Linked DNA regions of Homo sapiens: all the other regions are linked to region 3. A link is a contact called in ENCODE Hi-C or POLR2A ChIA-PET data. All regions are on one chromosome and are shown on one strand. Each heading gives the region's core, a stretch centred on a gene start or an enhancer-like site at or near the end of the contact. The rest is flanking DNA. Distances are from core to core; before and after follow the strand shown. Region 1 holds the start of LINC02273 (long intergenic non-protein coding RNA 2273). Region 2 holds the start of TIGD4 (tigger transposable element derived 4). Region 3 holds the start of NR3C2 (nuclear receptor subfamily 3 group C member 2). Region 4 has its middle 88 kb from the start of TRIM2. Region 5 overlaps TRIM2 (tripartite motif containing 2). Region 6 holds the start of MIR4453HG (MIR4453 host gene).

Evidence for each region. A loop is a pair of places that touch in the nucleus more often than their neighbours do. ChIA-PET counts read pairs that join two places held with the same protein, here RNA polymerase II (POLR2A). Pooled maps may share reads with other maps.
Region 1: a loop to region 3 is called in a map of naive thymus-derived CD4-positive, alpha-beta T cell, with 14 times the contacts of the local background. The contact joins the promoter of LINC02273 here to the promoter of NR3C2 in region 3. A Hi-C loop is called at or near these places in 1 of 168 maps with a recorded cell type or tissue (naive thymus-derived CD4-positive, alpha-beta T cell) and 5 of 50 pooled maps. POLR2A ChIA-PET finds 5 or more read pairs at or near these places in 1 of 52 experiments (T-cell).
Region 2: a map of naive thymus-derived CD4-positive, alpha-beta T cell shows a loop between it and region 3 (11-fold over the local background). The contact joins the promoter of TIGD4 here to the promoter of NR3C2 in region 3. A Hi-C loop is called at or near these places in 2 of 168 maps with a recorded cell type or tissue (CD8-positive, alpha-beta T cell and naive thymus-derived CD4-positive, alpha-beta T cell) and 8 of 50 pooled maps. POLR2A ChIA-PET finds 5 or more read pairs at or near these places in 1 of 52 experiments (activated B cell).
Region 4: a loop to region 3 is called in a map of CD4-positive, alpha-beta memory T cell, with 10 times the contacts of the local background. The contact joins the enhancer-like site here to the promoter of NR3C2 in region 3. A Hi-C loop is called at or near these places in 2 of 168 maps with a recorded cell type or tissue (CD4-positive, alpha-beta memory T cell and naive thymus-derived CD4-positive, alpha-beta T cell) and 5 of 50 pooled maps. POLR2A ChIA-PET finds 5 or more read pairs at or near these places in 1 of 52 experiments (CD4-positive, alpha-beta T cell).
Region 5: a loop to region 3 is called in a map of naive thymus-derived CD4-positive, alpha-beta T cell, with 13 times the contacts of the local background. The contact joins the enhancer-like site here to the promoter of NR3C2 in region 3. A Hi-C loop is called at or near these places in 1 of 168 maps with a recorded cell type or tissue (naive thymus-derived CD4-positive, alpha-beta T cell) and 5 of 50 pooled maps. POLR2A ChIA-PET finds 5 or more read pairs at or near these places in 1 of 52 experiments (naive thymus-derived CD8-positive, alpha-beta T cell).
Region 6: a loop to region 3 is called in a map of CD8-positive, alpha-beta T cell, with 28 times the contacts of the local background. The contact joins the promoter of MIR4453HG here to the promoter of NR3C2 in region 3. A Hi-C loop is called at or near these places in 3 of 168 maps with a recorded cell type or tissue (CD8-positive, alpha-beta T cell and ascending aorta) and 14 of 50 pooled maps. POLR2A ChIA-PET finds 5 or more read pairs at or near these places in 2 of 52 experiments (activated T-cell and naive thymus-derived CD8-positive, alpha-beta T cell).

The regions. Positions count from the first base shown.
Region 1 is chr4:152,099,010-152,102,836 of GRCh38, forward strand. LINC02273 (long intergenic non-protein coding RNA 2273) reads left to right here and starts at 1,744. Exons shown (of 3, transcript NR_121628.1): 1 at 1,744-1,808; 2 at 2,475-2,571. RefSeq lists enhancers at 1,401-1,901, 1,508-1,802, 1,902-2,402, 2,697-3,827.
Region 2 is chr4:152,777,796-152,781,648 of GRCh38, forward strand. It overlaps TIGD4 (tigger transposable element derived 4), which reads right to left and starts at 1,935. Exons shown (of 2, transcript NM_145720.4): 1 at 1,687-1,935. ARFIP1 (ARF interacting protein 1) reads left to right here and starts at 2,159. Exons shown (of 9, transcript NM_001025595.3): 1 at 2,159-2,431. RefSeq lists enhancers at 1,377-1,586, 2,037-2,196, 2,387-2,436.
Region 3 is chr4:148,440,754-148,444,364 of GRCh38, forward strand. It overlaps NR3C2 (nuclear receptor subfamily 3 group C member 2), which reads right to left and starts at 1,661. Exons shown (of 9, transcript NM_000901.5): 1 at 1,407-1,661. RefSeq lists a silencer at 1,569-1,858.
Region 4 is chr4:153,114,657-153,118,267 of GRCh38, forward strand. No RefSeq gene overlaps it. Among named protein-coding and RNA genes, the nearest start is that of TRIM2, 88 kb to the right of the region's middle. Within about 2 kb of position 1,340, at least 16 of the 41 ENCODE cell types and tissues checked have a DNase peak (open chromatin) inside an H3K27ac peak, as active enhancers do; they include CD4-positive, alpha-beta T cell, where a contact is called at or near this core.
Region 5 is chr4:153,243,762-153,247,313 of GRCh38, forward strand. All of the region lies in intron 1 of TRIM2 (tripartite motif containing 2), which reads left to right. It overlaps LOC105377496 (a long non-coding RNA gene), which reads right to left. Exons shown (of 3, transcript XR_939360.4): 2 at 3,053-3,287; 3 at 873-1,381. Among named protein-coding and RNA genes, the nearest start is that of TRIM2, 41 kb to the left of the region's middle. Within about 2 kb of position 1,715, at least 5 of the 41 ENCODE cell types and tissues checked have a DNase peak (open chromatin) inside an H3K27ac peak, as active enhancers do.
Region 6 is chr4:152,534,345-152,537,717 of GRCh38, forward strand. It overlaps MIR4453HG (MIR4453 host gene), which reads left to right and starts at 1,920. Exons shown (of 1, transcript NR_033797.2): 1 at 1,920-3,373. FBXW7 (F-box and WD repeat domain containing 7) reads right to left here and starts at 1,748. Exons shown (of 14, transcript NM_001349798.2): 1 at 783-1,748; 2 at 597-689. It overlaps MIR4453 (microRNA 4453), which reads left to right and starts at 2,084; the gene lies at 2,084-2,172. RefSeq lists enhancers at 94-193, 1,443-1,978, 1,684-2,043 and a silencer at 784-1,573.

The DNA of each region.
Region 1 (3,827 bases), core at 494-2,993, 3.7 Mb after region 3:
CCAGACTGTCTCAAAGGCTGTTGGATATTTGCTGGGTCCGCTCTGGGTAACCTTGCCTTTGTGCTACCGAAGAGGAACAATGGCTGGATCATCCTGGAACCTCCTCCTGGAGAATGAGCAGCAGCATTTGTCCTGGCTGCCTTCTGGAGGAAGTGAAATCCAAGCTGCAGAGCCACTCTCACAGCTGGTGCTGGTTCAGTCTACCGCAGATGCGAAGTATCTAATGGACTGCCTCTTGTCTAGGGGCAGGTGAGAGCAGAACTCGTCTAACACACTTTGAGGACAGAGGGGCATCACCCGTCTGTGGGCATTCCCAGCCACATTTCCCTCCCTGGTTCAGGGGGAAGGTCTCCCTGCATTATCTAACTCCAACTCATCATGCTCAAAAGAAAAGTCAGGCGATCTAAAGCCCACAGATAGCCTTGCTCCCCTGTCTCTGTCAAAAACACATATGAAAGCAGAGAAAAATTCATCAGACACGGAAGCAATTGGAGAAGAGACCAGGAGAAAACAATTAGGTAATGAGGATGTGCATTAAACCATCTCTGGCACCTTCTTGACCCAGAAACATTCTTTATGTCCTGGTAATGATGGCACATTGAACATTCCAGGGAATTCCAATCCTGGAAATCAAGAAGGAGACTTACTCTAAAGGCATAGGCGAAAGTGAGTTGTCACCAGGGTGCACAGCTTCCTGGACATTCTACTGGAATAAAACTTGGCTCCCCAGGGGCCAGCAGGAGTCACCCAAGGGCAGGTCCCAAGCAGTCTCCCTTCCAGGCTCTGTAGTAAAAATGAACCACTCTTGATTCGAGGTTCAGAGTCTGAGGTCAATTTCCCCACCCCAGATCTCACTGGGGGCATTAGATCCCCTAGGGCCTTCTTCAGACCCCTAAGATTTATCACTGGCTTCAGAGAGATGAACCAATTCAATTAGCTTTTCCATTCTCCCAGCTTATTTTCCAGGAGCGGAGTGTGGCGCTCATTGTCGCAGTCGAACAAGCTAAAGAGCCTGCAAGGCCCAATACTGACTCCAGGAGATACTGGGAAGGGCTTGCTAGTGATGGAACCTGGCTATGAATCTTGCTTTCCTGATTCTAAAATTGACTCTGCCTGAAGGTGCTGCTGAGGTGCCCTGGGTACTTCTCCAGCGGTGGGTAGAGGAGTGACAGAGGGAGGAGTGCCCCTGACACACAAACAATTTCAGGAAGACAGTTTCCCTATTATCTATTATATAGATTGGGGGGTGCATTCATTTATTCATTCAATATTTATTGAACTTCCACGTATTCCAGGCACTGTCTAGGCGTCTGGGCCAGGATAGAGAGGGGAGTAAGATAGACCTTTCCTTGCTGTTACAGAACTTACGTCTTTGTTGGAGAGACAGGAAATAAACAAGTAAGTTAAAAACCCACAATTTGGGGTAGAGGCCCACAGGTCAGGTTCTGCAGGAAGTAGACTCTGACAAAGAGATTTGCAGGAGGTTTTTGGGGCGTGATCTCAGGAGCAACAAGTGTGAAGGGTGAGGGACGCAGGTCGGACAGATGGAAAAGTTGCTTTCTGTCTTCCTCCTGAGGAGCTTTGCAGCTTGGGACAACAAGCAGTGTTGTCCTAATTAAGATTGGAGGACTGGGCATTTGCACTCCCATGTGACCAGCCTTTGGATGCAAGCTGCCTCCAGGAAGTGGGTGTACATGTGGGTGGAGCAGCTTCCTCTGACAGAGGAAATGACACACCTCTGACACTTTGCAATGCTTGGAAAGTGTCTCAGGTGTGAGTTGGTGGAGCCTGCACTCCCAGCAGCTAAGGTGACAAGCGTTTTTCGGTTCTGCCAGGGGATCTGAGTGGCACACAACAACATCCACTATGAAATGTGGTGTGTGCTGGGTGGGGGCTGACTGAGGAGCTCGAGAGTAGGAGTGAGGCAGGCTATTTTAAAGAGGTGGCAAGGGAAGGCCTCTCTGAGCAAAGGCAGAGACTTTAGGCAAAGACTTGATTGGTGTGAGGAAGTGAGCCATTCAAAGTCAAGGGCACCAGAGGTTCTAAGCAGAGGAAACAGCAAATGCAAAGCAGAGAACAAGCTTGGCACATTTGAGAACCAACAATAAGTCCAGTGTGTCTGGAGCCACAGGAGTCAAGGAGACAGCAGCTGGCAGTTCAGCCAATGGGCTACCAGGAAACCAGATGGCAGAGAGCCTGGTAGACCACGGTAAGGAGTTTGCAGTTTAAGAGTGATGGGAGATGTTGGAGCACTTTGAACAGGGTGAAAGTCACCATCTGATCTACATTTTAAACGTATTATTTCACTAAATAGAGAAATAATACGTTTAAAATGGTAGTAATTGGTCATTGTTATATTGTCATTAACAAGTAGAGATTCTAAAGTCTAGACTTCTAAAAACAATTTTAAGTGAAGCAAATGTTGCTCCATCTGACAATTATGTAAGCCAGCCATACCTGTTCTTTCCCTGTAGGTAGAAGCATATGGGAAACTGCATTCCGATCCAGGGAAGTATAGGAAGCAGTAATAAAAGTGGGAAGACCTATTATAAGTTCGTTGCAGTCATCCAGGTAAGAGGGGATACTGGCTGAAAACAAGGTTTCAGCTATGTGGGCCCTAGCTTGGAAGGGATGGGATTCTACATATGTTTTGTAGCTGGAAGCAGGAGTTTGAGGCTAAGAGATGACCTGAGAATAGAATGATTTTAGGTGTTAGGCCTGAGAGATGAGGGCACATTAGGGAGGAGCATGTGCAGCGGGGGCAGGGCATCCAGAATGCTCTTTGGACATCTTATATTTTAAGTGCCTGTCAGACACCCAAGTAGAGACGCCTGATGTGAAGACATGAATATCTGCAGCTTGAGGTCCTTCGTAAGATCATTTGAAAATAAGAGTTGTGCTACTAAAATAAAATGTGCAAAAAAAAAAAAAAGAGAGAGAGAGAGAAGAAAAAAAGAAAATCGCTGCATCATGCTGTCTTGTGTATAGTTGAATTTTCACATGCTGTGGAAATTCAGCCAGAGATCCTGTGGAAAAATACTGAAAGGACCCTTGGATCACTGATTCTAAGTTTGAAAAAGGGCTGGGCTGGCTGCTTCTAAGCTTGGCTGTCTTGCTTCTATGGGGCAAGTTCGGGAATCTTTTTTTTTTTTTTTTTTTTGTAATTGAGGCAATTGACTTTGTCAGCAAGCTAAGAGTGGATTTCTCTCATAGGGGTGAATTCACATTGATCAATGTAACCAGGCTCCTAAGAGACTGATAAAGCAGAAACTGTTTACCTTGAAAAATATAGTCATCTCACAATTATGTAAGCCAGTCATGCCTGTTCGTTCCCTGTAGATCAAAGCATATGGGAAACTGCATTCCAATCCAGGGATTTCCCAGTGAGTTAGAATTAGACAAAGGGGTTGAACCGAATAGCTCAAACATGTTAAGTTATCAACATACTAAAATCCTGAGCTAATTGGTAAGGAGCCTGCTCCTGGAGCCTCCTGTCTGCTCCTACTCACTGCCCTTCTCATATCAGGGACCTCACAGAGCTCCCAGCCACTAGAAGGTAAATGCAGGTAGAATGGGGACCCTAGGTCCCTGCTCCAGCTGTAGCTGAAGATCTTGCTGTTTGGGTGGTGCCTGTGCTGTATGGATTGTTAAAGATGTTGACTTTCATCCCTGCTTTAGGGCACCCAGTCATGATAGCTGGATGCCCCTCACCTTCTCCATAACAGAGATGCAGCCAGGAGAGGCCCAGAGCCTACTAATGTGCGGACACCCATCACCCCAGCCTTGTCTCAGTCAGAGCTTGAATCATCCCGACGATCCTCCTCGGT
Region 2 (3,853 bases), core at 685-3,184, 4.3 Mb after region 3:
AGAACGCTGGTTTGCTGCTTCCATTGTCTCAAAGGATGTATAGAATTCCACTATTTTCCATCACCAGCTGAAGTAGTTTCTAGTGTTTTCTTGGAGCCAGACTACATTCTAATTTCCTTCAGGGCAGTGGAAATCATGGAAAGATTAATCCTGTGTATATATAGCCTTGCACAGCGTAATACTGTGGATGAGGATTAATCGTACACAGTACCAGAATTCACTGAAGAGTATCTAACTTGGTTAGCATCTTCACCAAGCAGAAGTTAGCATTAGTTCCAAATCCATCTGAATCTCCATCAAAACCATCAGCAGCTGCCAAGGAAACTATGAACAAACTAAAGCAAGTCTTCACCTTTCCAAAATAAGAAACACTTCAGAGTCTGACAGTCTAATAGTTAGACTAACTTTAGTCAAGCTAAGCATCTCCAAACTCAAGAGACAGCTAGCAGGAATCTTTAAGATAACAGCCAGCAAAAACAATTTAGTATTCATTGTCCACATCATTCAAGCACCGCTGAGTCCTACCGTACACTTCCTCCAAGTCACCCTTCTGAAACCCTAGGAACAACACTTGTACTTAGCTGCAAGTTCTGTAGTTGCTCAGTTCCTACACAATTACAGCAGTAATTAATTTAGATTGGGATTATTTTCTTATAATTGAGAAGACTAATGGTCTCCAAACCAACAAGATGGCTTTGTACAGAAAAATCCACAGTAAGCTATAACAATTGAAGTTACAGTTTGAGTGGGTTGGCATATATATTTGCTCCTTTCTTTTGTTTAAGACAGAACCACTTAAGATAAGAGATTTATGTTTTGGAATTTCAGTACTATTTTTTTAAGAGGTGGTATCCTAGAGAGCTCAATCAATATTGTTATACATTGGAAACATTTATGGTGCCATAGGTGTTTACTATTCACAGATCTGGGGAAGATACCTGCCAGGGATATTTCACTACACTGAAACTCCCTGGAAATCTGTAGAGGTAGAGCTCTGCCTTTGGGCATTAGTCATTAAAAATATCTTGTCAGCTACTGTGACAAGTAAAGGCAGCTGAGAAGTACGGTCTAAAGAAGGGTAAATCTCGCCGTGTGCACAGTTACCCTTCGCATTTCTACAAGTGAAATGGGAGTAAAAATGAGCATTCAAAGCTGTCAAAGGAAAAGCAGTCCAGCAGTTCGAAGGGATATTCTGTGATGGACCAACTGTATGGTACAGTGTGTAAATGAACTTCAGGTCTATCTAGCGCCACGGGGGAGCCACGCTTTCGCACCACTGAGCTCTGGGGATGGGGAGAGTAGTGCAGGTTGGGGCCCCGTTTAGGAAACTACGAAGGGCTCTGAGAGAGCGAATTGTTCAGCAGTTTCCGTGACAGAACAATGATCTATTTAAGAAGTAATGGGGCAAGCAAAGAAAGCAGAGCTCGGTCATCCGGAAAAAGAAAGAGGAGCCGGAAAGAAAAGTATCAAGGAATCTACTGTGAGAGAGCGAGCAAAAAGCAAAAAGCGATCACAAATCCAGAGCAAGTAAGAGCTCAGGGATGCCGGGCCCGGGGGTCTAGCCTTTCTGAAGGGAGAGGGCTCCCCAGGCACGGGGGCAGCGCGAGGCAGCGCCCGCATTCCGTCTGCTGCCTTATCTTCGCATTCTCCCTACCACCCCCACCTTCCCCCCGGGACTGGAATAACCTTCTTCGTGCTCTCCGGTGGCTGAGAAAGCAGCTTTCGCTCTTCTGTGGTAGCGTGGAGGTGAGGTACATCTACCTCCACCCTCCCGGCACCAGCTCACGGTCTGTTGGGGGGGTCCTCCTAACGTGTGAGGCTAGGGTGTGTGAATGAAAAAGAGGGAGGCGGAGGCCTCCTGGAGACCTTCGACCTCTCAAGACCAGGCAGGGGCGCCCTTCCGCAAGCTCCCAGCTCTAGCCGGTGCCTCTGGCCCCGCGCGCATTAGGTCGCTGCCAGAAAATTACCCGGGCAACGACACCGCCGGAGTCCCGGATGTGGTTGCTAGGGCAGCAGAGGGAGGGGCGTAGCCCGCCTCCCGGAGAAGGGCGGAGGGATCCTCGTGGGAGGTGCGCTGACACCACCGAGACGTGGCCGGGCAAGGCCGGATTGAGGGAGAGAGAGGCCGTCCAGGGCCAGGGACAACGCTACTTCCGGTCTCCTCACTTCCGGCTTCGCTGCTCTTGGTTCTGGTTCTGGAGGCTGGGTTGAGAGGTCGCCGGTCCGACTGTCCTCGGCGGTTGGTCAGTGTGAATTTGTGACAGCTGCAGTTGCTCCCCGCCCCCGAGCAGCCGAGGTGCGTGGGGGAAGGGGAAGAAGGAAAAGGTCCGGGTCGCGTTTCCGCTCAGTTTTTGCCAGGGTTGAGGCGATTCCAGAGAGCGGCGGAAAGGATAAGCCTCGACTTAGAAGCTACCGAGTTACCCTAAGAAAGGTGAGGGCGGAGCTGGCTCGCCTGGGAAAAGGCGGGGGAAAGATGGTTTGAGGTGGCTGGTGGGGCGGGCACGTTGCCTACGGGTTCACCGTTCCGAACTTTCACAGGGCACGCCTCTCCTTAGTCTGTGCCGTATCTGCCCAAGTGTTATGCCTTTGGTTTCTTCTGTCCTTCATTCCTTCTGTCCCTCTGAGTGTGCCCCCGAAACAGTCGAGTGAAGGTGTAGGACCGGCCCTTGCAGGGAGGCACTCTCTTGGCTTTGCATACATTGGGTGGGAAAAGGAGTTGCAGGATCCAGAATCCGGACCTTTCTTGACAAAGTGTCGGAGTGGGCCACCTTCAGGCTTGCTGTCCAACCCTCATTTCTCCCCTCTTCTCCCTGCATCCCCAGCTTCCTCTCTCCCGCAGTGGGAGGAAGGGAGATAGTGACAGTCCCTCTGAGAGATTCATCTGGCAGTGGTGCAGAGAGGAGTCTTGCCTGTGAAATGTCCCAAGCCTGACTAAGGAATGCTGGAGTTTTGGAAAGGGAGTTGTTCGATTGTCTTCTGCTCCGTTCCTGTTTGCCAAGTTACTACTGTTTACGTGTCTAGGAAAAGGAAATAATTTTTTAAAAACAGTTTTTAGATGCTAGACGTTTTTCCCTTTTACTTTATTTTGTTATTACTTCCTTTGTTTTGTTCTTACCTTCCTCTTGAGCCCTTTGATTTCAAAAAGTTTACACTTTATACTTCCTGCAGATCCTTTGGCCACTCTTAGGATTTCTGTCCCCCGCCCCTACCCTGTTTTCTCCTAAAGTATAAAATTCATCTAACTACATTATTATTTGATAAGGAAAAGCCGGAAGAGATCCAGAACTTCGCATAAACTTTTGCTTTCATACTTTCACCTGTAAGGGTGTGTTCATGTTTGCCATTTAATTAACTTAATTGGCATAGAAATGTGCACCAGAAATGGTTACCTTAAGTCAGCCGTCTGTTAAGGCTTCAGGAATTGGCCTTTTCTTTTTTCTTTTTTTTTTTTTTTTTTTGAGACAGAGTCTCACTCTGTCGCCCAGGCTGGAGTGCATTGGCACGATCTCGGCTCACCGCAACGTCCACCTCCCAGGCTCAAGCTTTTCTCCTGTCTCAGCCTTCTGAGTAGCTGGGTTTACAGGTAGGCGCCACTACCGCCTAGCTAATTTTTGTATTTTTAGTAGAGACGGGGTTTCACCGTGTTGGCCAGGCTGGTCTCAAACTCCTGACCTCAAATGATCCTCCCTCCTCGGCCTCCCAAAGTGTTGGGATTACAGGCGTGAGCCACCGCGCCCGGCCGAATTGGCCATTTCATTGCTGTTCTCTCAGAGCGGCTACAGATTACTATATTTTACTGCTGCCTTAATTCTGCTTTTCTTTCGTTTGTCCTGTGGTGTTTTTTGTTTTGTTT
Region 3 (3,611 bases), core at 411-2,910:
GTCTGTGTTAAATTGCCCTTTTCCATAAAGAAGTACTTTTTTCGGGAATATTAACAAAGATCCTTGCGAATTTGTATTTTATCTGGAAACACTTTCACTTTTAGTAACCCCCAAAACCCAATCTCATCATGATGGAAATGATAGAAAAGGCATCTTTTTTATATTTATTTGACTATAAGATGGCACTTTAAAGACTAAAGCTTAAGAATCTCACAATCATCTATAGACTGCATAGTTGTAAAAGTTCACTATATGTAACTATTTTTTGTCATTCCCCACTACATAACTATTATGTTCCTCTCTTTTATAGATGAGGTAAATGATAGAAATCTGCCCAAGGTCACCTGAGAGAGCGGGAGAACCAGTTAGAACTGAGCACACCTGATTTCTATTCACTCACCTAATTTACCGAGCCACCTGATCTTTCCAAAAATCGCCAAACAAAACTATGCCTCCCTTAAAGGAAAAAGCTCCACTTTAAATTATTTTTTAAAACTTCTCCTCTCAAGCTTTTCCATGATAGCTGCCACGATGTCAAACATAAAATTTAAACTTCACAGCAGGACTTCACAGATGGAGAATGCTGTTATCATTACTATGTAAATATCATCAATAACAGCACCTAGAGAAATGGCAATACAAAATGTTAGGAAGCAATTTGGTGCCTTTAAAATTCGGCGGTTTCAAAAGCTCGTCTGCTATCAAAAGTTTTCCTAACTCCTATGTCATAATAAATAATTAAAACTGATGGTGCCATAAACCATTATTATTTAAACCTGGTCTTTTTAAATTGAGTAGGCAAAGCCACGCACCTAAAATTCAGTAGCAGAGTAAGGATGCCACCAAAAGAAGCTTCGTCCCCTTCTCCCTTGCCCTTAAAATTCCAACTGATGCCATAGGAAGCGTAGCCTGTCTCAAGAGTTTCGCGAATGCTAGCGAACGGGAAATGCACGAATTTCCAGAGCCCCTTTTATACAGGATCTATTAGGATCTATATCTCCTTCAACTGCCCTTATGCGCTACACCTCCGGCTGAGATTTGGGAGCGTCCGCAATTGATAAAGGAAAGAAATATTATTCAAACGTCCTTTAAAAATTGTACAGGGAAAATGATCCGAAATTCATCTTTGGGTAAAGGGAAGGGTGGTAGACCTCCCACTGCCAAAGGCAGTTAAAAGCTGCTAGTTAGAGGGCATTTATCCAAAGTGGCCAAACTTTCCCAAAATAGTCCTCTGGCGGCCAAAGGGGGAGAAAAGTGGAAAACCAAAACAAAACAACAAGCACACAGCACCATACTGACTGTGCCTCCGGATTACGCAGCCACTTCTCCCTGCAAAGTGCACGCTCCCGCGCCGCGGCCGCACGCCGAGCACGGCAAGCGGTGCCCCGCCGCGCGCCCCTACACACCTGCCTCGGCCGGGGTCCGTCTCTCGCCGTCTACCTGTTGCAGCGCTTGCCACCGCCACGAAACCCCTGCTGCGGAGCCCCCCTAAATCCAACCACATCCAGGCCAGCGAGTGCCGCTCTCCCTGCAGCGGGAGAGCCCGAGGCAGCAACGCTCTTGCACCCAGGTGACTGACTGCACGGGCTTCCTCTGAGCAGCCTGAAGTTGGCTCCCGTCTCCCGGGCCCAATGACACCCCGGGCGCGGAGGGGCTGAGAGGAGGGGGCAGGGGCAGGGGCAGGGCCAGGGCGGGCAAAAAAGGGAGGGAGAGAGGGCGGGCGAAAGCCCGGAGGGGGAGTGGGCCAGCTGGAGGGCTGGCCCTTTTAAAAGCGGGTCACATGTCCAGATAAAGTTCAGGTTGCTATCCCGCCCCCCTGAACCCTTCCTATTGGCCCGAAGAGAAGCAAGGCTCCACGCCGCACGGGTCAGGCGGGCTTCTTATTGGACAATCCAGGCTGTCAGTCACCAGGCGGGCGACATGACTGATACAAAGTTGCTGCGACACAGCCTGGACTCGGCAGCTTCCTTAAAGCCGCAGCCGCGGCGGGAGCTTGGGGTGCCGGGCGGTGGCTACATCAGGCGGCCTCCGCACGCTGCCCCCACCCCCATCGCTCGGCCGCCCCAAACTTGCTTACGTCCACCCTGCTCTCCTTCTGACCGACCCCAGGATATCTGGAGAGATGTGAAAAGTGTGCTGACGCGGAAGAAGTCGGTTTTTCCGCGAGCAAAGTGTCGTCCCCTCACGCTCTCCACCTGCAGCTCCAGGTGAGCTGCAGCCCAGACCCTGGCGCCGCCCAACAGCGTCCGCGCGCGGGGAGGACTCTGGGTGGGCTTCACCCGACCCTCGAGGTTCCTCTCCCAGCCCCTTTCCACTGTCTCCAGAGTTACCTCTCAGCAGAGCAGCAGCAGCCTTCGCTGCCAGCGAGCAAGACGATCACGTTCACTCGATTTGAATTTAGTTGTTTTAACCGTGCTGGAAAAACCCTTTAAACACAGCTTTCCTCCCATCCCTTAGACCCCTAACACCAAAAAAAAAAAAAAAAAAAAAAAAAAAAAAAAGAGAGAGAGAGAAAGATAAATGAAAGAAGTGGCAGGGTCAAGAGCTGCTCCTCTACTTCCTTATAATTTTGTCACTGTACTTACTACTTTAGTATTGGATTTTTCCACTAGTTCAATTTGAAAGCAAGCTTACCATCGAGGATATTCACGTTATAATGGGTGGAGGGGGTGGGTCACATAAGTGGGAGAAACAGACAGGAGGGGGGAAGGAACCAAACTGTTTTCTAAGGATCGGTTGTCTGCATGAAGAAATTTCGGTTTCCCTCCAACCGCCCCCTCCTCGATTCTCCTCCCGCCCACCCAAATGCTGCAGTTACTAAGCAAAAGGATGGGGTTCCTAACTTTGATTTCTAAGGACTTTTAGGCTTCTCATGTAAGGCCCCGTTTTAGGCTCCCCGCTGGCCCGGAGTCAGCATCAGTGACGTATACACCTAAATCTGGTCCCCCGGCCCTCGGCGACCCGCAGCCCGGCGGCGGCAGCTGTGCGGCCTCCCGCCTCACCCTCGCTTCGCGCCCGCCAAAGCCCGAGGCGGGGGACCGGGGGACACCCTGTGCCCAAAGGCCCCTCCTCTCCTTAACAGTTAGTTAAGCTCCGGGATTCCGGACCCCTAACCCAGGGCTGAGACTTGAACTCTCAGCCGCTCCAGTCAGGAACTCCCTGGAGATAGGGGCGACAGCGGCAGCGCCGCGAGCTGGTCCTGACCCCAGACTCTAATGCCCCTCGGTCCCCAGCTTGGAGCTGCCCCCGGCGTCCCCGCAGCCAGGAGTCCCCGCCGAGCGTCCCAACTTTCCCGCGGGGCCCACCGTCACGCGCACTCTCCCGGCCCAGCGAACTGGGCATCGATCTCACGTCGGCAGAGCGCGGGCGGCGGGCGGGAGCAAGGGGAGTCCCGGACCTAGAGCCTGGGCACGCGAGGCGGCGGCGGCTCCGCAAGCGTTGCCGAATTATTCATTATTAAAGGAATGGACGTGTCTCTTTTACTAAGTTTTTATCTCCTTTGAGGAGGGCCGGTCTTGCCCTGGATCTCAGCTTCTTGCAAAATCTAGGTTAGAACCGTGCAGGGGCAGCCGCCGCGATCACTCGCCCGCCACCCAGCACCCTTGCCCCAG
Region 4 (3,611 bases), core at 90-2,589, 4.7 Mb after region 3:
TAAGCCCTCCGTATCCTTCCTTGGTGACTTCTTTAGGTATTTCAGGGGCATCTGAAATTTAACATTTCCTAAATGTCACCCTTGATCTCCCCAACCCCCTCCCCACCACCCAACTGGTTCCCTCCATCGGTCCTCAGAAAATGGTGCCACCATCTCACTTGCAGTCATGCCCAACAGCTAGCATAGTCCTTGTGGGAGTGTCTCTGGAGATAAAGTCATAGACCGGGAAATGCTGTGCCAAAAGGCGTGTGCCACTTCTTAAAAGTATAGAGAGCTCTGATGCCCATTCACCACAATAACAAACGAGGCTTTGAAGCTCCTGACGTTATCGTCTCTGAAACTGTGAGGATTTTTTTTTAACTGGGTAGTTTGCTTTGCCTGGAACTCTTCCCTCCTCTGAGGCGTTGGTGAGTCAGCTGGGGCTCGTAGATATAAGCAATGGACACCAAGCTCTGGGTGTTACAAGTAGAAAAAATGGACTGAAAGAGTACTGGGTAGCTCACAGGGCCACTGGGAAGACTGAAAAACTGCGGGACTAAAGGGAGCCCTGAGGTCAGCCCCAACCAAAACCATACCCTAGAACCTGTGCACACCAGACTCTGGACGTCATCACTGCCTGCTGCCATCGTTGTCACTGCCTGAAAAACAGCCTCCTCCTCTCATCCCTGACTCTGCTTCACTAGGGTCGGTGCCTGTGCCCTGGCTTCCCAGGAGGGGGAAAGGCAATGGGCCATTTTGACTGCACCCTTAAGACTTATCAGGTGTCACTCTGGGTGGCTGCAGAGGTGACGGCCGCCCATGGTGCTCATCCTGAGGGTCCGCAGCTCTCATTGCTGTTCAGCAAGACAACACTGGACCTGTTGGCTGTTACAGACTCTGGGGCTTTGGGAAGGGAACGTGAATGGAGCAGGGGAGGGAGGCAGGGTGGCACAATGTTTAATTATGCCATTCCAAAGTTCTGGCCACCAGTCTGTCCTGTCTGTCTGTCCTGCTAGCAAGTTCTGCATGTGGCATGTCAGCGGCCATCTTCATGTTCCTGCTGGGCCTCTTCTTTGATGTCATAACTATGAATATGTTGCCCACATTTTGTCCCCTTTTTATAGAAAGGCTCCAAGCACTTTGCAAACATTAGTAAGTGATTAGTCATCAGTACACAGTTGTTAATAAATCAGGGACTTTCTCAGCTGGATTCCTCCTGTTTTTCTCCCTCTGCCCATCAAGATGGGAGGTGGGGTGGTAGGGGGGAGAAAGACTGGACTCCTTTTTCTTAAGCACTGCCTTACCATTTCTCTACCAACCCTGGCACTTGCAGTGGAAACTTGCCGCTTCCGTTTTTAGCCACAGAGGTAATCTACTTTCATTTTGGCGACTAGGCTGGTATTTTTTTCCACGAAGCTGGGTGATGAGCCTTGCCCTGGTTTCTGAGGTTTCATGTTCACCAGCAGTAAGCCAGGCCTCCTTTTTCCCCTGGTTTCTTTTCTTTTCTTTTTTTTTTTAAAGAAGAGGAAACCAAGGCAAGTATTTAGTGAAGGTGGCCAAGACGCTGGAGCTGCTGTTCTCAGAGCGCAGTCTGCAGGCCAGCACATTAGCAACATCTGAAGTGCACATTAAAATAACTCCATCGCCACCTCCCAAATCAGCCCACCTCCCCCACTTCCCTCCACCCCACCTCCATCCACCCCACCTCCATCCACCAAATCAGTGTCTTTGGCATTAAAACCAAAGAAATTGCAGTTTTATTAAGTTCGCAGATGACACTCTAATTTAAAAACCACTAGTTCAGAGTAGACGTAGGCATCAGAGCAGTGACATGATTTGAAGCCACAGGCCTCAGTCTATGCACCTGCAAGGTAAGTGATGAGCAAATGAATGCAATAGGCAGCACGTGGACACTTTTGGGGGTGCCTATCCATTATACAAGTTTGTTTTTGTTTTTTTGAGAAAGGGTTTCATTGTGTCACCCAGGATGGAATGCAGTGGCAGGATCTCAGCTCACTGCAACCTCCACCTCCCAGACTCAAGCAATCCTCCCACCTTAGCCTCCTGAGTAGCTGGGACCACAAGTGCATGCCACCACACCCGGCTAATTTTTGTATTTTTTATATAGACAAGGTCTCGCTATGTTGCCCAGGCTGGACTTGAACTCCTGGACTCATGTTATCTGCCTCTCTTGGCCTCCCAAAGTGCTAGGGTTACAGGCATGAGCCACCCCGCCCAGCCTCCATTTCACAAGTATTTGAATGACTGCCTACTATGTGCAAAATATATGCCAGAAAATAATCAGGAAATTTTCCATCTATAAATTGCATTAGATAGATAGATAGACAGATAGATAGATAGATAGATAGATAGATAGATAGATAGATAGATAGATGATAGATAGATAGATGATAGATAGATAGACAGACAGATGATAGATAAACATAAACATTAGCCCTACTGTTTTCTGTCTTCTAAGATAAGGGAGCTGAATAGATGGAGCTGAAGGGTCTTCTAGTTCCAATTTCCTACAATTTATGAAGTGGTTGGAATTAGCCCTGACCACTTCCTAGACACTCTTAAAAAAAAAAAAAAAAAGACTTCAAACACACACAAAAAAGCACTAAAAAACAAAAACAGAAACAAAACACAGATGCCCATGTTTCGACCTCCAACATTGAACACATTTTAACATTTTTCAATCAATCTAAATCTTTATAGATACAGTTGAAGTCCTCACTTTCAACCCATTTATCTCCTTCCCTTCCTTTCTATCCAGAAGTGATGATCCTGAAACTGGTATGTGCCTTTTACCAATGGTTTTATAAATTCAAAATATATACTGTTGTTCAGTGTTTTTATAAACACATATATAGTTTATATATATCCATCATGTGCCTTTTATACCTATTTTGCAGTATTTTCAAATCTATCTATATTGATACATGTACATCTACTTTGTTCATTTGTATGACATTCCAATATATGAATATCACCACGATTTATTTAACCAGTTTCCTACTGATTAGCACTTTCCATTTTCCATGTTTGCTGTTTAGATGACAAATTGCTCTCCCACGTGATGGTGCCATTTATATTCCCGCCAGAGCTCAATGAGGCTCCACATTTACCCACATCCTTGCCAATACTGTGCTTGGTTTTAGGTTTTTAACATTTTTGCCAGTTCGATAGGGATGAAATGCCATCTCATGGTTATGCTGATTTGCGTTTCCTTGATTACTAATGAGGTAGAACATATTTTTCATTTTTTCCTTTTTTTTTTTTTTTTAATTTGAGACAGGGTCTCACTCTGTCCCCCCTGGCTAAAATGCAGTAGTGCTATCTAGGATCACTGCAGCCTCGACTCCCCAAGCTCATGTGATCCTCCTGTCAGAGGCGTTTGAACCAGAGCAACTCTGTCTTGAATAGGAACTGGGTAAAATGAGGCTGAGACCTACTGGGCTGCATTCCCAGAGGGTTAAGGCATATCTAGTCACAGAATGAGATGGGAGGTTGGCACAAGATACAGGTCATAAAGACCTTGCTGATAAAATTTTGCAGTAAAGAAGCCGCCTAAAACCCACCAAAACTAAGATGGCCACGAGAGTGACCTCTGGTCGTCTTCACTGCTA
Region 5 (3,552 bases), core at 465-2,964, 4.8 Mb after region 3:
GCATGGATAATATGTGGTTTCTTATTCTCCTTCCTCCTCCCCCTCCTTTTTTTTTTTCCCCCCCCCCTTGAGACAGGATCTCTCATTCTATTGCCCAGACTGGAGAGAGAGCAGTGGCACAATCACTGCTTGCTGCAGCCTCAACCTCCCGGGCTCAAGTGACCCTCCTGCCTCAGCCTCCCAAGTAGCTGGGACCACAGGCATGCGCCATCACTTCCTGCTAATTTCTAAATTTTTTTGTAGAAATGGGGTCTCCCTATGTTGCCCAGGCTAGTCTGGAAATCCTAGCTTCAAGCAATACTCTTGCCTCAGCCTCCCAAAGTGCTGGGATTACACACATGAGCTACTGTGCCACTGCCATCTTCTTCTTCTTCTTCTTCTTGTTCTTCTTGTTCTTCTTCTTCTTCTTCTTCTTCTTCTCCTCCTTCTTCTTCTCCTCCTTTTCCTTCTCCTTCCTCTTCTCCTCCTTCTTCTCTTCTCCTTCCTCTTCTTTCCTCCTCCTCCTCCTCCTCCTCCTCCTCCTCCTCCTCCTCCTCCTCCTCCTCCTCCTCCTCCTCCTCTTCTTCTTCTTCTTCTTCTTCTTCTTCTTCTTCCTCTTCTTCTTCTTCTTCTTCTTCTTCTTCTTCTTCTTCTTCTTCTTCTTCTTCTTCTTCTTCTTCTTCTTCTTCTTCTTCTTTTAATTAGAGAGGAGGCCTCACTATGTTGCCCGAGCTGATCTTGAACTCCTGGGCTCAAGCAATCCTCCTGCCTCAGTCTCCAAAGTAGCTGAGATTACTGGTGTGTACCACTGCACCTAGCAACACATAGTTTTTTGAAGATGTACAAAAATTTGATTCTTGGAATGGATTTATAAGAAAGCTTTGCATTTCCTCTGGGTTGAGGGAAACAACTTTATTAATTGCAGTGTCTTTGGAACAGGTACATATTTTAATATTATTAGAGAAAGAATTTCTGGCCTGCAAATAATTGGATATGAACTAGAGAATAAATATCTTCCTACATTGCAGGAGAAAGTAAAACATAACATCCTGTTTCTATCCACAGATACTTAAGAGGGAAAGGGAGAAGGAAAGGAAAGAATGGAATTGGGAATTACATGGCATAACTTGGGATACCTGTTTTACAGCTAAATCATTTGTGATCTGATTTCCATGTTGGTGGGACTTGGCCTGTTTCTGGCAGGTTCCTCCTGCCTTCCCTCATTTTCCCCAGCTTTCTTCATTCATCACAGGTTCTTTTTTCTACCATCTTCTGTGGGTAAAATCTAGGGGGCTTGTGACCCTCTGAGATGGTTCTTGCTGCACGTGTCTGTGCACAGCACTGAGAAGCAAAGTACACACACAGTCAGTTCTTGCACCAGTCAGGAGCAGCTTGCCTCCACCTACAAAACACAGGGTGATCATGCGTCTAAGGAACTGATTATCTTTTCCATTTCTTATCTTCTGCACAAGCCAATGGTAAGTTCTGTTTACTTACTTATCTTGGCTTATGCACAAGTAAACTGTAGGTATTGTTTTTCATTTACGAGGTTTTTGCTATCCTTGGGTTGGTTTATAATGTTGTTAGTCAGACCAGGTTGTGTCTTAATGTCCAGACAGTGAGTTAGGGTATTACAGACCCACCAACTGGATTTTCCTCTGAAGCAAAATCTACTAAAGGTGTGTCAGCCATTTTGTTAGGCTTGAGCAGGGGCGGGCAAACTATGGCCTGTGAGCCAAATCTGGCCCACGGCCTGTTTTTGTACAACCAGTGAGCTAATGATGGTTTTTATGTGTTTAAATAATTTGGAAAAAACCAACAGAAAAATAATATTCTGTGACATGAGAAAATTATTTCAAGTTTCAGTGTTTATAAATATAATTTTATTGAACACAGTTATAATCATTCCTTTAACAACTGTTATTTATTTGTTTGTTTATATACTTATTTATTTTGAGACAGGGTCTGTCTTTGTTGCTTAGGATGGCAGTGCATGGTGCAATCACAGCTCACTGCAACCTCTCCTCCCGGGTTCAAGCGATCCTCCCACCTCAGCCTCCCAAGTATTTGGGACTACAGGTGTGCACCACCATGCACGGCTAGTTTCTTTGTATTTTTTGTAGAGACAGGGTTTTGCCATGTTGCCCAGGCTGGTCTCAATTTTCTGAGCTCAAGCAATCTGCCTGCCTCAGCCTCTGAAAGTGCTGGGATTACAGGCATGAGGCACCACACCCAGCCCCTTTACCTACTGTTAATGGCTGCTCTAACACTACAATAAAATTGGGCAGTTGCAACGGATACTGTATTGACTCACAAGTCAATAAAGTGTTTGCTATACTGGCCCTTTACAGAAAAGGTTTGCTGACCTCTTTGCTTGTATAATTAAACAGCAACAATAGTTCACATATTTTGAGTCTTCCTATGTGCCAGGCAACGTGCTAAGCATCTTTTGGGCATTGTTTAATCCTCATAACAACCCTATAAAAAGTATCTCTTTTAAAAAGTAAAAAGTATCTCTTTTACTTTTTACAGATGAAGAAAAGGAGGGTAAGAGAGGTGGTGTAATTTGGCCAAAATCACACTGTTGGGCAGTATCAGAGCTGGGATTTGTACCCACATTTGTCTGATTCCAGAGCCTGGATTCTTATCCACCACAGAACACCAACATGCCTGTATTTCCTAGGTGGGTCTGAAGTAGAGGCCACAGATAAAAATTGTTAATTGTCTGAAGCTTAATTAACTTCTATTTCAAGTAATTTAATTTAGTTTATTATTTGAGATTTAGTATCTGTCTCTGTTATGAGAATGTGTACATTCCTTAAGGATAGTGACTATCTGTGGCTCCTAACACAGTGCCTAGCACATAGTAGAAGCTAAGTTAAAAATCTGTTGAATGAAGTGGATAGGGAGTAGGAAAGAGGGTGGGAGAAAGGGGGAGGAAGAATAGAGGATGAGAGACATTATCAAGGAAGAGTCAGGGTGCCTAGCATTGGCCCTAAGGTCATGGATGGCTCTGCTTGGCACTGGGCTCACCCTGACCAAGGGCTCACAACACCCTCGGGTCAGGCCTCACCTGACCGTGCACACATTCCATCTGCTGCTGCTTGACTTCTATTCTTCCGCCCTTGCTCTTCCCCTCTGCCTCTGGTGGCCTTGTGGCTTCCTGGCACTGGTCCAGATGCAATGCCAACCTTGAGAGGCGCATCAATGTTTGTTTAGAGTGCATTCATTTGGAGGAGGATGTGGAAGTGAGGCCTCCCGTTCTCATGTCCAGAGACGATGACTTACATCAAAGGGCAAAACTGACGCTGGAAGGGGACCAAAAGGAATCATTTCTCTTCTGATCTTTTTAAGAAGGCTGCTGGCTCTAAGGGAGAGATGCTGGCCACTGAGGACTCATTTCCACAGGCCGCTGACCAGCACAAAAGTCCAGGTTTCTTTCTCATGAGAACCAGTGGCAGGTAGGCATGAACAGACTCTCTTCCTTCCTGGGACTGGCCTGGGACTAGAGTTAGTGTGAGACCTCAGCAAGAGTAACAAAGTAGCACTGCAGCCTCTCAGCTGTGTCAAAAA
Region 6 (3,373 bases), core at 670-3,169, 4.1 Mb after region 3:
GATTCCTAACAACTCAAGTTCCTGAGTAACTGACATCTGTTACAGTGTCCTCCTGACACACATGAAATTGGACCCAGTAACTGAGAAGGTTAACTCCTGTACCAATAGGTACTGAAATGAACCTCTCTCAAAACAGGTTTGTTGTTGTTTTTTAAAAAAGGAATTTTACTTTCAGGGGTCCACAGGTTAAGTAGTTCTCATTCGGGAACCTATATGAGAGTACCCCCGAAACAAAAAGTACACCGCACACACCCACAGTACCAGGAAAAGGTTACAGATACAGATGGCCTCTGTGCGCACATATGCTCTGGCTTCCTCAATTTCCCTTTGCCAACTGCTGGCCAGAAAGGTGCGAGTATTCACTTTGGAGAAAAGACTCCTCCGACAGAAACCTGCATACTTGCATTACTCGTACAAAGAGCTAAAAAGTTACAAAATACAGGCCTCCCTAACACCTTCCCCCCTCCGTGAATAAAGCTAGACTCCCTCATTGATAGACTCCCAACACTACTGGAGAACATCAGCAAAACTCCAGGAGGAAGCGCCGGCATCCTCCCACTTTCTCCCCCTCAATTCCCTCTCCCGGGGCCACTCACACTTTTAGAAAAGAGCCGCGGCGCCGAGAAAGTGGGTTGGTTCCCTTCCTCCTTCGGACTGAAGCGGCAGCTGCGGAAGGCTCCGGCGCGGTACTGAGGAAGAAGCGGTGCTCGTGTCGCTAAACCAGGCGGCAACCCGGGTCTCTTCCGCGCTGCCAGGGGAGGGGAGGCGGCGGCCCCGCTTACCTCCTCTTTTCCTCTTCCTGGGTCTTTTCAGGCTGCGGCTTCTGCCCGTCCAGGGCCACTTCTCCCGGGACAGTCAGGTTTGGGAGACTCCGGATTTTGTTTTTGTAAAGTTTCCTCTGGGTGGAGGCTGCGGCCGGCCCCCCGGGTCCCCCCCGGCCCCGCCGCCCTCGGGACTGGGGCGGGGGAGGGGGGCTCTAGGAACTCCTCCCGGAGTCCAGCCAAGGAGCCGGGGGGCCGGCGACTGGCCAAGGGAGAAGACCCCCGGAGGGGGCTGAGGGGAGGGGGAAGGTGAGGAAAGGACGGCGGCGTCGGTCCTGTTCTCTCCGCCGCCCCAGCCGCCGCTTCACATCGGGGTCCCCGCCCCCCCGGCCGGGGGGTGGTTGCCGAGCTTGGTTGGGGCCCCGGTTCATACACTCCGGGGCAAGATGCTACGGCCCCGGGCGGGTGGCCGAGTCGGCGGCAAGGCGAGGGACCCGGCCGGCTCCGCTCGGCGCCGCCCCCGCTCCCGGCTCCCGCATGTGTCGCTGCGGCTGGGACCCCCCTCCCTACACCTTGGGGGTCTCGCCCCACGCCCCACGGGACGAGGCAGAAGCTCTGGCGCCTCCTCAGCGTTCTCTCACCGCGGAGCAGCTACCCACTCCCGGCCCGTGGTAGCCGCCTCCCTGCCCCCCAAGCCGCCGGCTCCGGCTCAGGCTCGGGCTCCGGCTCTGGCTCCGGCTCCGGCGTGTGCAGCCGCCGCTGCCGGCCGGGAAGGTGAGGGGGGGAAAGGAGTGCGGCCGCGGCTCCCGCTGGCCCAGGTGAGAGCGAAGGTCTCGGCGGCGGCCAGTGCAGGGGGACTGGATCTCTCGGATGCTCCTTCGCTCTCAGTCTCAGCGGCGGCGGCGGCGGCAGCGGCAGCGGCAGCGCCCGGAGCTCAGCTCGCTGTCTCCCTCGCTCTGTGCGGGGCTCTCGCCTCACTCCAGAGAGAGGGGCGGGAGGAGAGCGGCGCCTGCCGATGACGCAAGTCACCTAGCAACCGCTCTCTTCCCCCTCCCTCTTCTTTCCGCTCTGAGGCTTCCTCCGCTGGCCTTTTTCCCCCTTCCAGCCACCCCGCCCTGGGCGCCTCTGGCGCGCTCTGATGACGCTCCAAGGGAAGAGGAAGTGGGGATCGGCGAGCGGGTGGGTGCGCCTCGGGCCGCGGGACTCGCAGCCGCCACCGCCGCTGCCGCCTCTACGGCCGCGTCAGAACTGAAGAGAGGAAGGGGAGGAGCCGAGTCGAGCCTAAGCTGCCGCCCGATCTTACCCCTGACCCGAGGGCGGCCTGGAGAGCTTGGTCTGTAGCGGTTTCCTTCGGGGCAGGTGGGGACTGCTCCTTTGGGAGGAAGGAGGAGGCCCAGGCCGCGTCTTCAGGCAGCTGCGCGCACCACCCGAAGGTGAGGCATTTGGCCCCAAACAGACCCTCGAAAAGCCGGACTGATCGAGGAGTTACCCTACAGCCTGATCTGCACCTGCTCCAGGGAGAGAGCGCCCCACCCTTCCCGTGGCGTGGGGTGAGACCCAGCGTTGGATAACGTGTGGTCGGGCCGAGCAAATGTTTGATGAATGAATGAATGAATGAATGCCTCTCTCACGTGGCACTCGTGAAGCTCAGAGGATATGGTGGAAGTGCAAGCGCTTTGTAAACTGCAGTGCATTGTAAAAATGAGTTGTAATACATTCCTCCCCTCCCCCTAGCCATGAAAGGAAACAGGGGTGCGGCTTGAGTACAGAGTCACAACCTGAGTCTTTAGTGGAAAAGGAGACGAAATGCCGAGCAAGGGAAGGGACCCATCCTCGCGCAGATTGTTAGGGCGGCGGGAAGGGAGGATTGGAAGGGAGCCATCCTCTGGGAGATTGCTGAAGGATTTTTGACTGTCAGGGGAAGAATTTAATAGTCCCTCACTTTTACGAATGGTTCTTTCTTACGGTTTGGAGCTTTCGAGAGCTTCTGGTCTTGGTTCATCAGTGTACGTTGTCATCAAGAAATGTTGGCCTGTTTCAGGTCTGACTCAAAGGTTATTTTCTTTCTAAAATAAGTGTTATTACTATTATGCAGCTTTTCCTACAGATGTTATCCTGGAAAGGAAAGTTAAGTAGAAACTCATGAAGTTTAAAGTGTAGTTCTCTAGGAAAACAAATTTAAGATAAAAGGACCAGAATCCTCAGAAATCTGTCTTCAGTGAATAGTATGAGAAAAAGATTAAAGCAGCAGCAATGATGAAAGCAGATTCCACAATTCTGTCCCTGGACCCTAGTACACTCTACCTCCTTGGGAAGCAGTAGTAATGGATTTTACAAGTCTTTCCACCTGGAGGAGGGGGTAAGGTAGGAGCAAGTGTATTATAGACAAATGTGGGAAGCTCTGGGTTTCTCCCACTACTGCCACTACCATCTGCAAACAGTAAACTAAGGAAACTTTTAACTGGGTAAATCCAAGGGCTCGTGTTCATTAAAATGCTGCGGGAAAGGTGGTGAGAGGGGCAAAGGAGGATGTGGCAAAACCAAGGAGAGACTCACAGACTAGCACCTGACCCTACTGCCCTTGACCTGAAGTTCCAAGAGCCAGGTTAAAT